Regions from separate parts of the Homo sapiens genome. Here region 1 is linked to region 2. The links are chromatin loops, found by intact Hi-C in ENCODE. Cell type or tissue: MCF 10A. All regions are shown on one strand.

The links. Peaks named below come from ENCODE experiments on the same cell type or tissue, not always from the same donor. Only the 100,000 strongest peaks of a DNase experiment are listed, where the experiment ranks them.
Region 1: a loop joins it to region 2, with 5 times the contacts of the local background. A loop is called at or near these places in 2 of 110 quality-filtered maps.

What each region holds. Positions count from the first base shown.
Region 1 is chr4:152,382,210-152,390,209 of GRCh38, reverse strand. The region is part of intron 4 of FBXW7 (F-box and WD repeat domain containing 7); the gene reads left to right. Among named protein-coding and RNA genes, the nearest start is that of FBXW7-AS1, 49 kb to the right of the region's middle. In MCF 10A, a CTCF peak has its summit at 4,441; no DNase peak of the experiment used is centred here.
Region 2 is chr4:151,609,110-151,617,109 of GRCh38, reverse strand. The region is part of intron 7 of FHIP1A (FHF complex subunit HOOK interacting protein 1A); the gene reads right to left. Among named protein-coding and RNA genes, the nearest start is that of GATB, 150 kb to the left of the region's middle. In MCF 10A, a CTCF peak has its summit at 4,297; no DNase peak of the experiment used is centred here.

The sequences.
Region 1 (8,000 bases), 770 kb before region 2:
AATAAAATCCAAAGTTTACTCATTAAAAAAAAAAAGTCAAATATACTCTATATGCTAGTGTTTAGACCACTACAGTAGGTAGGAGAGGAAAAAAATATATAAACACACACACATATTATTATAGTATAATATGGAATCAGAAAAATCCTGAGGTTATTTTTCTTGAATTTCATCTTTTAAAAATTTTTTTAAAAATCATTATGCCTGTAGCTTCTTTCCAATAAAAATGTTTTCTTATTACTATACAAAAACATTTAGAGCACAGGCATACATGCCTTTTGTAAAAGAAGGCAGACACAAAAGAATTGAAACAATGCATTTTATTTGGATATATTTTATAAACTAGCTATATTGTTCACTAAACTATAATAAAGGAAAGCTCACCAAATTGAACCTTCTTACAAGAAGGCCATATATGTAATATTATTAGAGCTGTAATATGCTTTTTTTTGGTATAAATTTAAGGGGTACTCTAGTTTTTTTTACATGGATATATTACATAGTGGTGAAATTTGGGCCTTTAGTGTACCTGTCACCCAAATAGTATACATTGTACCCGTTAAGTGATTTCTCATCTCTCAGCATCCTCCCTGCATGTCACCCTTCTGAGTCTCTTAATATCTATTACTACACACTCCATGTTCATGTGTACACTTTACTTAGCTTTCACTTGTAAGTGAAACGTGGTATTTGACTTTCTGTTTCTGTGTTGTTTCACTGAAGAATCACCTCCAATTCCATCCATGTTGCTGCAAAAGACATTTCATTCTTTTTTATAGCTGAATAGTATTCCATTTGTGTGTGTGTGTAAACATATATATATGTGGGTTAGTTATCATAGTTGACTTAAAGTTATAACTATTATAATCACCAACTAAATTCTTGGGCATCTTTAAAATAATGATTTCTTTTCTTTTGGGTAGATGCCCAGTAGTGGGATTGCTGGATCAAATGATAGTTCTATTATTAGTTCTCTGAGAAATCTCCATAATGTTTTCCATAGAGATTGTACTAATTTGCATTCCCACCAACACCGTATAAGCATTTCTTTTTCTCCACATCCTCGCCAACATCTATTATTTTTTGTCTTTTTAATAATAGCCATTCTGAATGGTGTGAGATGAGATCTCATTGTGGTTTTACTTTGCATTTCTTTGATAATGATGTTGAACATTTTTTCATGCTTGTAGGCATGAAAAAATATGTATGTCTTCTTTTGAGAAGTATTTATTCATGTTCTTTTCCCACTTTTTAATGAAGTTAATTTGGTTTTTGTTGTTGAGTTGCCTGTCAATTCTGCATATCAGCCCCCTGTTAGAAGCATAGTTTGCAAATATTTTCTCCCATTCTGTAGGTTGTCTTTTCATTCTGTTGATTTAGAGATGTAATGTACTCTTAAACCTGCAAGGGACTTAATCTCAATCATCTGAAGAGAAGTCAGATAGTCTATATCTATTAAATATTTAGCCTCCTCTTTGTAGAAATCTGAAGTATAAACTCCAGGTAATTGTACTGCAAGACATTAAATAGTTAAGGTTCCTGAATCTTGGAGTTTCTGGTGTACCATGGGATGGTTTTGTCATCTGTCAACTTATAATTTATTAGCACTTGTTTTGGTTGGTTTTCTGTGTTTTACTTTTTAATTTATAATGTATTTTCAGCAAAATTTTTGGAAATAACTGGAATATAAAACAGCTTAAATGTCTAACATTGAGATGTTGATTCCATAAATCAGAGCAGTTACAATACCTTATATAATCTAGTATTCTGGCATTTTTATTTTGAGAATGCTACCTATCTGTGCATATAGGCATGTACATGCAATGCTTTTATTTTGCAAATGTCCAATTATCAGGTCACATTTTTATAACACTTGTGTATGTTGTATGTGCTGCTTCAGAACCCAAGCATATTTCTCTTAGTTAGGGGCCGCCCTTGTTGCCCAAATGAAGAAAATTAGCAGGGAAGTGCAGTATGTTGTCCATTGAATGTTTACATACATGTAATGTCTCAAATACATTATAATTGGAAGTTGTAATCTGAGTGAGCACTTTGAGCATGTAAATAAATATCTTTTAGAACATTTTTAGTAATCATTTTAAATGTGATTTTAATCTTATAAAAACATTTTAATTTATTTGACATACCTTTTGTGAATACTAAAGCTTAAAAAAAAAATACTAAAACTTTAAAAGATATCCTGACCAGGCGCTGTGGCTCACGCCTGTAATCCCAGCACTTTGGGAGGCCGAGGTGGGCGGATCACAAGGTCAGGAGTTCGAGACCAGCCTGGCCAACATAGTAAAACCCTGTCTCTACTAAAAATAACAAAAATTAGCTGGGCGTGGTGGTGGGCACCTGTAATCCCAGCTGCTCAGGAGACTGAGGCAGGAGAATTGCTTGAACCTGGGAGGCGGAGGTTGCAGTGAGCCGACATTACACCACTGCACTCCAGCCTAGGCAACAGAGCAAGACTCAGTCTCAAAAAAAAAAAAAAAAAAGGTATGCCATGTTTTTTTTCTTTGATGCCCAATCTAATTGTATTTATGTTTCTGCATTTAAAGTAATATGTTGCTTGCTGGATGTTTTTTTTTTTTTTTTTACAGTTTTTGCTAATACAAGCTTGATAATTTATCATTAAGCAGAGGGTTTAATTTATTGATTTATGATTGTTTTCCTCTGTGTTTAAATTGTTCCGTCTTCAACCATGAATTGCGTTCATTTGTGAATTGCTTGGTAGGGAAATACTTTAATACTCTGATATCTATGATGTTAGGAAGACTAAAAACTGATTTGGTAGATAAAATAATCTGCTTTACTCTGTATCTGTGAAATAAGTGAGTATGCTTGATAATACCATATTATCTGATCAGAAGGATTTTGATTCTGATTTATTGCACTTCAGTAATGGTATACTTTTTAGCATGTGGGACTTTCTGTTTCTACAACAGAGTAAGTCACTTGTTGCCTGAATTCACAGAAGCAGTGAATAATACTGAATTCAAATAACATACGTTGATATTATTCCTGTGAAAGTTTTTGAGGTAAGACTTTGAAAACTCTTGGTATAAAGTCAATTTGAATTTGCAGGGAGATTTACATCTTCTGAGTGATTTGTTTTAGCTGATTCAGGAATAATTTATGAAAAATGGAAAATCTTTGTGCTGCTCATATGCTGTGGCTTTGGTCAGGAGCAGTTAAATTTCTAGCCTTTTGTATAATACTGAATGAAAGAAAAGATGGAAATCCAGAGTAAATTGCTGTGATGGTATTTTTATTGTTGTTACAAGAGAATTGGAGTGCTTGGACTTGTAATGCATTTTACAGATACCGTATTGGTGATATTTTATTACATGTCACATTTATATATAATTGTTTTTACGGATGCAAATTTTTAGAAGAAAGAAAATCAGGGAGTGATAAGTGGGCAAAATAAGTTACCTTATATAAAGACCTTTTCTTTACTACAAGTTCCCTAATGTTTAGCCCATCTTGGATGATCAGTGGTATCTGGAATCTTAAAATGCCAAGACACTATGGCTAAGATACTACAGCTTCATATTTTGGCAAAAATTTTGACAGAATTATAGAAGTCTTTCTGAAACTTACAAATAATATGTTTTAAAATATTCTTTTCCAAAGTTATTATAGATGGATTTTAGAATCTGCTTTATTTCCTGGTGATTTTAAAATTGGAAATGTAATCTACAAAGCTCTATGTGATTTTTGATTCCATTAATAGTAGTAGTAATCATAATGACAGTTTAATTAACACTATCGAACACTTACTAGATGTGAGGCGTTACTCTGTATACTTATATCAACTAATTTTTAATCCTCACAACAGTCCTATGAGTACTGCCTAGGTGAACTTGAGACACGAATTAAATTAAGGTCATACCTGGTAAAGCCAGGATTTGGACTAAGTTAGTTTGGTTCTGGAGTCCATGTTCCTACCTATCATATTGCACTGCCTTATTATTTGTGGTATCATCTTTAAAAGAGCTTGTCTGTTTTTAAGAGTCTCAATTTGGGTAGTAATTAAAGAGTATCTTTAATGTTTTTAAGAGTAGAATTGAGACTCAGACTTTATCTTTTCTTGAACACATGGAATTAGCTACATTTTGAAGTATTAACAGTTGGGGTTCTTATATACCTTGTCTATGATTTCCCTCATTTATTAGGGTTTTTGTCTATATTTGAAGGTTTGTTTTTTTAGTGTTTCGTGTTGATTGGGAATATCGCATTAGAAATACTGTTACTTGAATCCTCCCAAAAAAATGAAACTTGTAGTATATATATTTGGAAATTAGTACTCACTTTGCCCAATCATTGATAATGTCTTCTTTTTCCAAAAATATATTATGACAAACACAGGATTCTGTTACAGCGTTTGGTTTGCCACAGTTGCAATGCCCTGTATTATCCAGTTGAGGGCAGCTATTTACTGATTTAAAAAAATAATAATTGAATTAGAATGTTACCCCCTTGTGCTTACCAAAACTTGGTATCCACTAAAAAACTCCACATTTGAGGTACAAACAGCCTTAATTGTGTTCACTTATGTTTTGTTTCTGTTGTCATTGTAAATTATTTCATGAAAATGAAAAGCCTAGCTTTACTTCATAGTAACTTTTGGTCTCTTAGAAACTAGAAACTGTTGATTTTAGTTTTAATTTTCCCAATCCAAGTTCTTTTCAATTCTAAATCTTTTTTCCCCCCGTTAGGATCAGACTCATTGAGATCAGGGATTTTCTTATCTTTAAAATGTCTGCATGTAAATACATGTGACTTTAGAGTTCTTTGAGGGCTTTTAAATGTAAAAGTGAAAATTTATAATATTGAATACATTATCTTTATTAACCAGTGGAATAACCACTGATGGCTAACTAGGTCTTTGATTCATTTTTCTAAATGCCAAATGAACATGTTAAACTCGTAGAATATATTACCCTCTTCTAATTTTTCTGCATTGGAGTATCACATTGTTAAAATTGTATCTTCTATGTAGTTCAGGAAAAGAAATTCAGGGGGGTTAATTATCCAATTGATTTCAAAGGTATCACTGAGACAGAATTTTTTTGAAAATAATCTCAGACTGCAGAAAACTGTTGTAATATTAACAGGTAGTGTTAGTAACTGAGATAAGGATATTCCATGGGACCTACTTTAGCAAAAGGGATTGTCTAATGAGAGAAGGACAAAATATGACATATGTTTCACAAACAAAACAATTAGTCTTATGTTGGAAAATAAAGTGAACATCTGAGGAGATGCTAAGACTAGCATGAACCTAGTATTCATTCTGCAGGATAGTAAGTTGTCTCATAGGGCTGTAGACATGGTATCTTGGATATCATTCTCACTTTTTTTCTACTACCAGTTTATAGGTTTCCAACACTCTCATATTATCTCTTCTCTCTCCTAACCTTAGATCTCTCGAGGTTTTTTTGGTGATGATTATTCCATTTTCAATCATTTACTTTTTTGTTTAAAAACATTTAAAATTTATGGTTAAATATCCATAACATGAAATTTAATATTTTAACCATGTTTAAGTATACAATTCAGTGGCACTAAATATATTTACATTGTTATACAACCATTACCACTATCCATCTTCAGAATATTTTCATTTTCTCCTACTGAAACTCTGTGCCAACTAAACACTAACTCTCATTTCCCCCTCTCCCTGTCTCAGACAACCATGATTCTGTTTTCTATCTATGCAAATTTAAGTATTCCAAGTACCTTATATAAGTGGATCATACACTATCCTTTTTTGACTGACTTATTTTACTTAGTATAGTATCTTCAAGGTTCATGCATGTTGTAGCATATGTCAGAATTTCCTTCTTTTTCAGAGCTGAATAATGTTCCCTTGTTTGTATATGTCACATTTTGTTTATTCATTCATTCATTGAGACTTGAGTTGCTTCTACCTTTTGGCTATTGTTAATAAGGCTGCTATAAGCATGTGTATACAGGTATCTGTTCAAGTCTCTGCTTTTAATTATTTAAGGTATATACTCAGAAGTGGAAATGCTGGATCATGTGCTGATTTTATGTTTAAATTGTTGAGGAACTGCCATACTATTTTCTACAGCAGCTACATTCATTCATTTCACATTGCCGCCAAGGATGCACAAGGGTTCTGATTTCCCCACATCCTAGCCCATGCTTGTTGTTTACTGTTTTGTTTTGTTTTAAAACCATCCTAATGGATGTGAAGTGGTAGCGCATTGTGGCTTTGATTTGCATTTCCCTAATTAGTGATGTTGAGCATCTTTTCATGTGCCTATTGACCATTTACATATCTTTGGAGAAATCTGTTTTTGTGTAGCATTGCTGCCAGTGATTTTGCATTTTTAACTACATTTTAAATTGTGGTATAAGAGAAAGGTCTACTAATAGGAATGGGACTATTTCTTGTGCATAGATTGCCTTCCCAGCAGCCCACTTTAATATTTAGCAATGCTAATCTTTCCAAAGTCAAAAAGAAATCACCCATTTCTAACTTTCTCCTTTCAAATCCTTTCTTGTCTCCGTCAAAATTCCTGCTATAAAACTCCATAAAAGCTTGGAAGTTAAAAGTTGGAAGGAGAGATAAGTGGAGCTGACTGGCTGTTGGAAGAAGAAAATAGAATGGAAAGAGAGAATAGTTGATTGAGCACTGTGAATGGATAGTTCACAATCATTATCTACTATCTGTTAGGAATATGGATTATAGTATAAAGATTAATTAACACTTGCACAAATGGTTAATTTAGGGAAATATTTGAGATAATGCTGGAAAGTTTAGTTTGGGGCCACTTTGAAGAGAGTCTTCATCTCCAGACTTTATCTTAGGCCGTGGAGAACCATTGAAGGTTCTTGAGGAGTAAACGGCACACTGCATTCCCTCTCTGTGTTTTAGGAAGATTTATCTGACCATACTGTGAAGGAGAAATTAGGCACTAGGGATTTGCAATGGACTGGCTAGTTACTCTCCCATTTTACTATAATTACTTCCCATCATAGATTACTTTATAAATAAATACACTTTTTACATGTCTTTAATCAGTTGGGTGACTGTTATGCTTTCAAGTATAATCAATAAGTTTTTCAGAATTAAAGATTGACAATTGAAAACTCTGGTACAAAGATTAATCTGAAGTGTGTATTAATAGCTATTAGAGAACCAGAGTATACAGTATTTAATGTCTAGTGAGTATGAGATAAAGAATGGTGTGTATGGAAAAGGGAAAGAGAGCACACACTTGAAAATAGTGCTCATTATAATATATCTAAGGTAGAACAAACATACATATGTGTGTGTGTTTTTTTTAAACCATACGTAAACACAGTTCAAAAAATTCAAAACAAAATTTGTAACAGAATTCAAAACATTCCTAAAATATTAATGCTGACATTTGGATAAGGAAGACTTAATAGATACTCAAGATACAATGTTTGTTTTTTTTATTTTATTTTTGTAAGTAAAAATTTACTTTCACTTTCTAGGAAACACTCTTAGATTAGTTAGTTGGAGAAATATTAAAAGGGACCTTACAGCACAGCCCTGCTTTGGTTGTGTTCACATTACTGACTTTGTATGAGAGGTTCACCAGCTGTTTGACTGGCAGGAGCAGGAGCTTTCACTTCAGTAGTTTATAATTCCTGGCTATTCTAGGATAGTTTGCACTTCACCAAGCCTCAGACAGGTCAGGACATTTGGTAGGGGAAGGTTGAAAGACAAAAGCAGCAGGCCTTGGGTTCTCAGCCTTTTAAAAACTATTATTAAATATATATTTTTAAAATTTAGTGGTTAGAGCTTTTAGTAATGTGCCTGTATTACATGTAGAGAGTATTCGTCAACCAAGAGGAGTTTTAAAATGTCAAAACCGGGAAAACCTACTCTAAACCATGGCTTGGTTCCTGTTGATCTTAAAAGTGCAAAAGAGCCTCTACCACATCAAACTGTGATGAAGATATTTAGCATTAGCATCATTGCCCAAGGC
Region 2 (8,000 bases):
TGAGCCTGTCCCTTCCTCTCTTCTCCTGGGAGCCAGGCTTCTAGCAGAAAGTACATATTCAGGGGAGGGCACAGAGGCTTACACCTGTAATCACAGCACTTTGGGAGGCTGAGGCGGGCAGAGTACTTGAGGTCAGGAGTTCAAGGCTAGCCTGGCCTACATGGTGAAACTCCATCCCTACTAAAAATACAAAAATTAGCTGGGTGTGGTGGCCCGTGTCTATAGTTCCAGCTACTAGGGAGGCTGAAGCAGAATGATCACTGGAACCCAGGAGATGGAGGTTGCAGTGAGCCAATATTGTGCCACTGCACTCCAGCCTGGGCAACAGAGTGAGACTCTGTCTCAAAAAAAGAAAGTACTGGCCAGGCGTGGTGGCTCATGCCTGTAATCCCAGCACTTTGGGAGGCTGAGGTGGGTGGATCATGAGGTCAGGAGATTGAGACCATCCTGGCTAACACGGTGAAACCCCGCCTCCACTAAAAATACAAAAAAAATTAGCCAGGTGTGGTGGCGGGCACCTGTAGTTCCAGGTACTCGGAAGGTTGAGGCAGGAGAATGGCGTGAACCCGGGAGGCGGAGCTTGCAGTGAGCCGAGATCGCACCACTGCACTCCAGCCTGGGTGACAGAGTGAGACTCCGTCTCAAAAAAAAAAAAAAAAAAAAAAGAAAGAAAGAAAGATATATTTGTCTCTGCTCTTCCCCACCACAGGTTCTATAATGTGTCTGGGTGAGTGTCTGTCTAATTCTAGGGTTAAATATTGGGAATGTTTGCCCACAGGAGTAAACCCTATTCTCTGGCAACAGTTTTACTGGTAATAAAGATGGTGTTTTGATCTTCCATCTGCCTCATTTTTTGTATTTCTCAACTTGTCACAACTCAGATGGGGAGGAGAGCCCTTTATACCTCAATTAAACTATACTGACTTTTCTGAAACTGCAGTACAGATCCTCAGCCGTACAAATTCAGTTTCCACTGATTCACATAAATGCTTTATACTCTAGACTGAGTGCTTCAATGAAATGGAACTGTATTCTAGACACTGCCAACTGATGGCAAATGACAGAAGGGACACCAAGACAAACTCATGGCAACACACGGGCAATCCTAACAGAGAACCCTGCACAGGAAATTCTAAATTGTAGTTGGGTCCCTACCACCCTCCTGTCACCCATTCTGGCATCTCCTCTTCCCAACTTCCCAATAATCTAAACTTTCCTTTTCTGGGTGTCCAAACTCCACACCAAACCATGACACCAGGTGTGACTTATGGCCAAAGTAATCCCCAAATTATATTTTCCCCTCTCCTCTACTAACCCCCTGTCCACACTGTTTACATAAAAAATCTGTATTGTAAGCCCTCTGAGTTAAACAGCAGGATGTACACAAAATGAGTAATCAGTGAAATGAACTATTCTAGAGAGTGACTGCATTTTAAAGGATTAATATGTGATGAGACTCTAAATTATAACAGGTTGACTATGTGAGGATGAAAATTCTGAGTATACCCTTCCCAGATGAGCCTCTGTCAACACCCCCTTGCCATCCCCACCAAAGGCTAAGTGGACATACAGGCCATTATCATCAATTACTACCACTATTAATAGTAGTTCCAGAAATAGCTACCATTTATGAAGTACCAGCTCTGTGCCAAATATTGTATTAGATGTTTTACATGTATTATACAAATTAATTCACCTTGATAGAGTAAAATGGTAGGTAGGTATTAGGATTCTCATCTTACAGCTAAGAAAAGTGAGGCTCAAACTTTTGCCCTAGAAGCACACAGTAAGTGGCAGAAGCCAGACACAAACCTAAGTCTACCTGATAATAAATTTCATGGTTTTTACAAGAATTCTAACAATTTCCTGGCATTTTTGTCCCCTGCCCTCTGAAAACACAGCAGAAATCCTTTGAAATTGAATATCTGTATCAACCATTTGGAACACGTCGTCAAAGACACTGTCTCCCATTGTAAGAGTTCAATTGATGGCGTTTTAGAGGATTTATAACCACTCCCTGCCCTTTTACCTCCCTGCCATCCTTCTGCCAACCAATTCAGCTACATTTGTCAGAAGAAAGCTGTTCCCAGTGACAGATCAGGACTTTACTGCAGAAAACAGCTTCTGCAGAGAACTCACAGAGCACCCTACTCCTGGAAACCACAGAAAGAGGTGAAATTCATTATTAAAATGATAAGAGGGGGAAAAAAGCTTTATGTGAAAGACTCCCACTTTCCTACTGTCACTGGGACAAGGGCCAACAATATAGAATCAATGCTCTCAGATGCGTACAATTATGACAATACATTAAGCTGCCACTCAGAGAAGCATTAACTTCTGGCCCTTACCGCTCCTGGCAATCCCTGAAAGTACTCACATTCCTCAAACCTGGGTCATATACAGGGACTGACTCCACCAGCACCTCTGAGAGATGTAAAAATGGAGTCATTTAGACACAATAATAACTTCATTACTCTAATCACAAAACAGTGCAATTCCTGCTCCCTGGGCCCCAGGAGAATACTGGTTATCAAATATGGATCTCCAATATTCAAATAATTTAAAAGCCAGAAAATATACACCAGACTGCCAAACTTGATTTGAAATTCAAGGTTCACAAAACTTTTTTTTTTTTTTTTTTGAGACAGAGTCTCACACCGTGGCTCAGACTGGAGTACAGTGGCGTGATCACCGCTTACTGTAGCCTCGAGGTCCCAGGGTCAAGCAAATCTCTCACGTCAGCCTCCCGAGTAGCTGGGACTACAGGTGCATGCCACCACACCTGGGTGATTTTTGTATCTTTTGTAGAGACAGGGTTTCATCATGTTGCCCAGGATGGTCTTAAACTCCTTGGCTCAAGCAATCCTCCTGCCTCGGCCTCCCAAAGTGCTGGGATTAGAGGCATGAGCCAGCATGCCTGGCCTTATAAAACTTTTTTTTTTTTTTTGAGATGGAGTCTTGCTCTGTCACCCAGGCTAGAGTGCAATGGCACAATCTCAGCTCACGGCAACCTCCACCTCCTACGTTCAAGTGATTCTCGTGCCTCATCCTCCCGAGTAGCTCAGACTACAGGCGTGCGCCACCACACCCAGCTAAGTTTTGTATTTTTAGTAGGGACAGGGTTTCACCATATTAGCCAGGCTGGTCTCAAACTCCTGACCTCAGGTGATCCACCCACCTCAGCCTCCCAAAGTGCTGGGATTACAAGCATGAGCCACCGCATCCAGCCTGCAAAACATTTTTAAGAATATCTTGTGGCAGTGGTTCTCAACCCAAGTTCCATGTTAGAATCACCTGGGGAGTTAGTTAAAAATACCCATGCTCATGCCCTATCCTGATCCAGTTAAATAATTATCTCCAGGTCTAGTGCCAGGCATCCCTTGTTGCTTCTGATGTGCACCAGGCTGTGGACCACCATCACAAAGCCTCCTGGTCATTATGACCATCAAGTACAACTACACTACACAGGTGCTAAGGTGCCACTTAAGATATTTCACTGATGGAGTAACAAAAGCTTTTTTTTGTAACCTAGTTTTTTGCTGAGCAGTACTCTGTAAATATAAAGATGACCAATCACACTCTTCAAAGAAAATTCAAGCCCAGGAGGTTAACGGGCATTTCAGATCACAGGGCAATGTCAGTGATGACAGCCCTCGGCCTGCACTGCCCATTCAGTCATCAAGTTATCCCGCTTGACAGATATTGTCTTCTACCACCTGCCACATGAGATAAATATTTTCCAGAGCATGTAAAAAGATTTAAAATCTCCATTGAAGGAAAACAAAGGAGTAATTTGAAAGCTTCTAAAACTTCATTATCCATTGGATAGTAGAATGCTGTACATTCTTGAATAAGTTAATTGTCCAAATGAGCACTAGCGGGTTTCCCAGGAATAATAGGATTTGACTAATTCCCAACTAGGATGGAAAGACCCATTACAGAAGAGCCAGTGTTTTAAATTAACGAGTACAAGAATCCAAGCACTGGTTGAAAAACCAAGATTGTAATACAGCAGTGGTTCTCAGCCCTGGTTCTATGTTAGAATCACCTGGAGAGTTACCTAAAAATACCCATGCTCATGCCTTTCCTGATCCAGTTAAATCAGTTAAATCCAGTTACCCACTTTGTGACCTGCCTTCCACCACTAAAAAGAAGCACGGTCAGTAAGGTGTCGCGTCTCTAGCACTATGAAATACAAAGTGACCCTAACTTCATTCTGTGCTGCTACTGCCACTCTCATGATAAAAAGGATTCCATGTGAGAATGTGCAGATTCATTAAATAAAAATATTGTTCCTTTCTTCTTTTTAAAGTAAGGCCACCCAAAATTTAAGCCTGAGAGCCTCTTCTTAGATCCACTAGATGGCACAAGCTCTCTTTTTCCAGCAGACTTAACAGGAGGAAAGGACATTTAAAAATTAATATGGGAGACTGAGTGCGGTGGCTCACGCCTGTAATCCCAACACTTTGGGAGGCCGAGATGGGCATATCATTTGAGGTGAGGAGTTTGAGACCAGCCTGGTCAACAAGGTGAAACCTCATTTCTACTAAAAACACAAAAAGTTAGCCAGGCGTAGTGGTGCACACTTGTAATCTCAGCTACTTGGGAGGCTGAGGCAGGAGAATTGCATGAAGCCGGAAGGCGGAGGTTGCAGTGAGCAGAGATTGTGCCACTGCAATCCAGCCTGAGCAACGGAGCGAGACTCCATCTCAAAACAAAAACAAAAACAAAAACATATGGGTACCCCCAAGCAGCCCATGCATTGCACAGGATCCTTGAGAGGAAGGGGAGTTGCTGTCTCAGAAATCTTTCTACTTTGCAATTAACAAAAACACAATAAAAATTTTCCTAAATTCTTCTTTGGGAGCTCAGGAGTTAAACCTAGGCCATGAAAGGAATAATGAAACTAAGATTTACTTCCAAGGTGCCTAATGGAAAGAGATGATACTGAAGCCTGGAGATCTGGAGATCTGGGTTAGGTCCAAGCTTGACATGATGTGAGCATAAGCAAGTCACTTAACCTCTCTGGTCCTCAATGCCTTTGTCTGAAAAATGAGGAACTGGAACTAGATAATCTCTGGAATTATGTCTAGTACTAAAGTTCTACAAATGTACATAATCATTTTTCTATCTCCAATTTAATCTCTCCACTTAGATTTGGCAAGAATCTTAAACACAAAGGAAATGTTTCATGAAATCAATCCATCTAATCTGTGAAGTTTTTAAAACTGAGATGTTATTAATTCATTTAGAGAAAAACTGATATATTATTAATTCATTTACTGAAAAACACTTATACATAGAACACCTACTGGTGCCAAGCATTGGGCTAACACTGTGTCAGGCAAAAAGGACATAGAGACAGATGAGTGCCTCACCTTTGCTCCTCCATGAAACTGAAATGGATTCTAATTTCAGACAAACAGAATGCTATCTTCAAAGAAAAAAACTAGATGGTTAAAATCTACTAGTTGTATTAAAGCATTTAACATAAATATAAATATTACACATGCTTAGTCAGAAAGTTTGATGTCTTGATAAATAACCATAGCAATGATATATTGCCAATTATTTTACCTCGATATCTCATAAGCAACTCAAATGAAAAACAGTACAGAAAAGTTTGACGCCCTTATACAATTTCATTTCTACATATAGAGAGCACATTTCAAACATCATTCTTGGAGCCATCATTCATTCTTCAGAAATATTTTTTGGTTCATTTTTCATAAAATATCTATATCTTCCTTTAAATTTCTCCAGCAGTATCTGTCTCAACTCTGGTTCTCTTTTGGACTTCCACGACATTTAAGAGTTACTAACATAGAGCACCTACTGGGTACCAAGCAACAGCCATCTCTAGCCAATCCTAAACACCACCACCCACCCCTGTGCAAGTGCCTCATTTTTCTCCCACTCCATGCCACCTCACAATGCTAGCTAAACATCAGTTCATCAACCTAACCTGACCACTACAGTTCTCATTAGTTTTCTCTCTCATAGCTACATACACACACACACACATACATACACACACACAGGCTCCTACCTAGTTACCATATCTACATTCACATGTTCATTTATTCAAGAGATGTCATAATACCTATTACATACTTGGCAATGTACTATAAATTCTGCTATATATTATAACATTTGTTCAATGAACAAATGAATAAAGAAATGTGTATGGTTCCCTACTCTCATGGTGTTTACCACCTGGTATGAGAGGTACAACATAACAAATCTATAATGATCATACCAGGTAATCTTCAAGTCCCACTTGGGTGATGCCAGCAAACTCTAGAGAAGTGAAGAGTTATTGTCTATGCCTGCACTGATCAGGAAGAATCTGGGAGGTGGCATGCAGTCTGGACATTGGAGGATGAGAAGATTTGGATAAATGTAGTTGGAATAGATGCTAAATATAGTTGGCATCTCAAGTGGAAGAAAGGCATAAGCATGGGCATTTAACTAGAAGGCTGGAATCACACTCAGGGTATAGCAAATGGCCCAGAATAGCTGGAGAAGTGAGTCTACAGAGAAGGAGGTAGAAGGAGCTTTGGGATTAGCCTAGGAAAAGATTCAAATGGTTGGGTTCTACCAAGTCTACACCTCTGAGTTATTTCTCCTAATAAACCTGATTTCTACAATTCTCTACCTGTTTCCTCCTGGCAATATGCCAAATTTGATAAATTACAGTGGAAAGATGATATACACAGAGCCTCTTCTTAGATCCACTAGATGGTGGCATTATGGGGTGGCATGGAGTGGGAACAAAAGAGCTGTTTAGTCATCTAAATCTATTATTTTCCCAACAAGTATGTAACAATAAAAACAAAAACAGTAATAAGAGTTAACTCATACACATTGTTCCAGGCACCATTTTAAAGTATCAACTCATTTACTCTTCACCAGTCCTATAAGGTAAAGCATTATTATTATTGCCCCTATTTTACAAATGAAGAACATGGCTCAGAAAGATTAAGTGCTCTACCAAAGGCACAGAGCTAGCAAGTGGCAGAGCTGGGAAACCAATCCTGGTAGTCTGACTCTAAAATCCACATCATATTAAATCCTTCACAAAAAACTTACTCACTAGATACCACTACATCTAGGTTCATGTCAATGAATAAATGTGCCTTCCTCTTTGCTCTCTATTTTAAGTTTACTTACTTAAGACAGCATTTTTATTTATTTTAGTTTTTTGGGGTTTTTTGTTTTTTTTTGGCACAGCATTAGATACAGCATTAAAGTGATGGGGTGCCTCAAGATACTATGAAGTTGGCTGTAGGCCAAGGTGATATAGATCCTACGGCCAATTAGTTCACTACTTGTTGTGTGATTATGCAAAATGAGAGGAAAGATCTGGTCTTCCAGTCACATAACAATATGCCCAGGTATCAGCTGAACACATGCCACGTGCCTTACAGGGAGCCTCCTTGTCTACAAAACATTCAAAGACACAGTGCTTAACTACACTGGAAACTCAGCACAAGACTTCAGATAGTAATTACAGATATTCTTTAAAAAAAAAGAAGCAAATGTTCCAATTGCTTCTATTATATTTCCACATTCTCAGAGGCTTTCCACCATAAACATTTGTCATTTCTTTATGTTCTACAGTTGGTCCACAGTATAGCTCTGGGATAAATAATGGATTCTTGTAGGTTTTTCTACATGTGGATGAAGAGAAAGCATATTTGTATATAGATCTAAATGTCTGGGTACATCATCTTTCCACTTAATAACCTAGAAAATGGGAAGTGAAAAAAAGTAATAATGGTTATACTCAGCTGAAGAAAATCTTCCCATCACATCTTTATTATGTAACTTCAAATTATAAGGAGCACTCTTTTCCCTCCTGCCCATAGCACCAAGGCATTTGGCAGGACTGGGTCAGAGGTAGAACAGTGGTATCTTATAGTATTCTGTGATATACATGACATCACTGAGTGGCCAGTATTGCAATCCCAAGCTGATAACATTTCCATTCGAAAAAA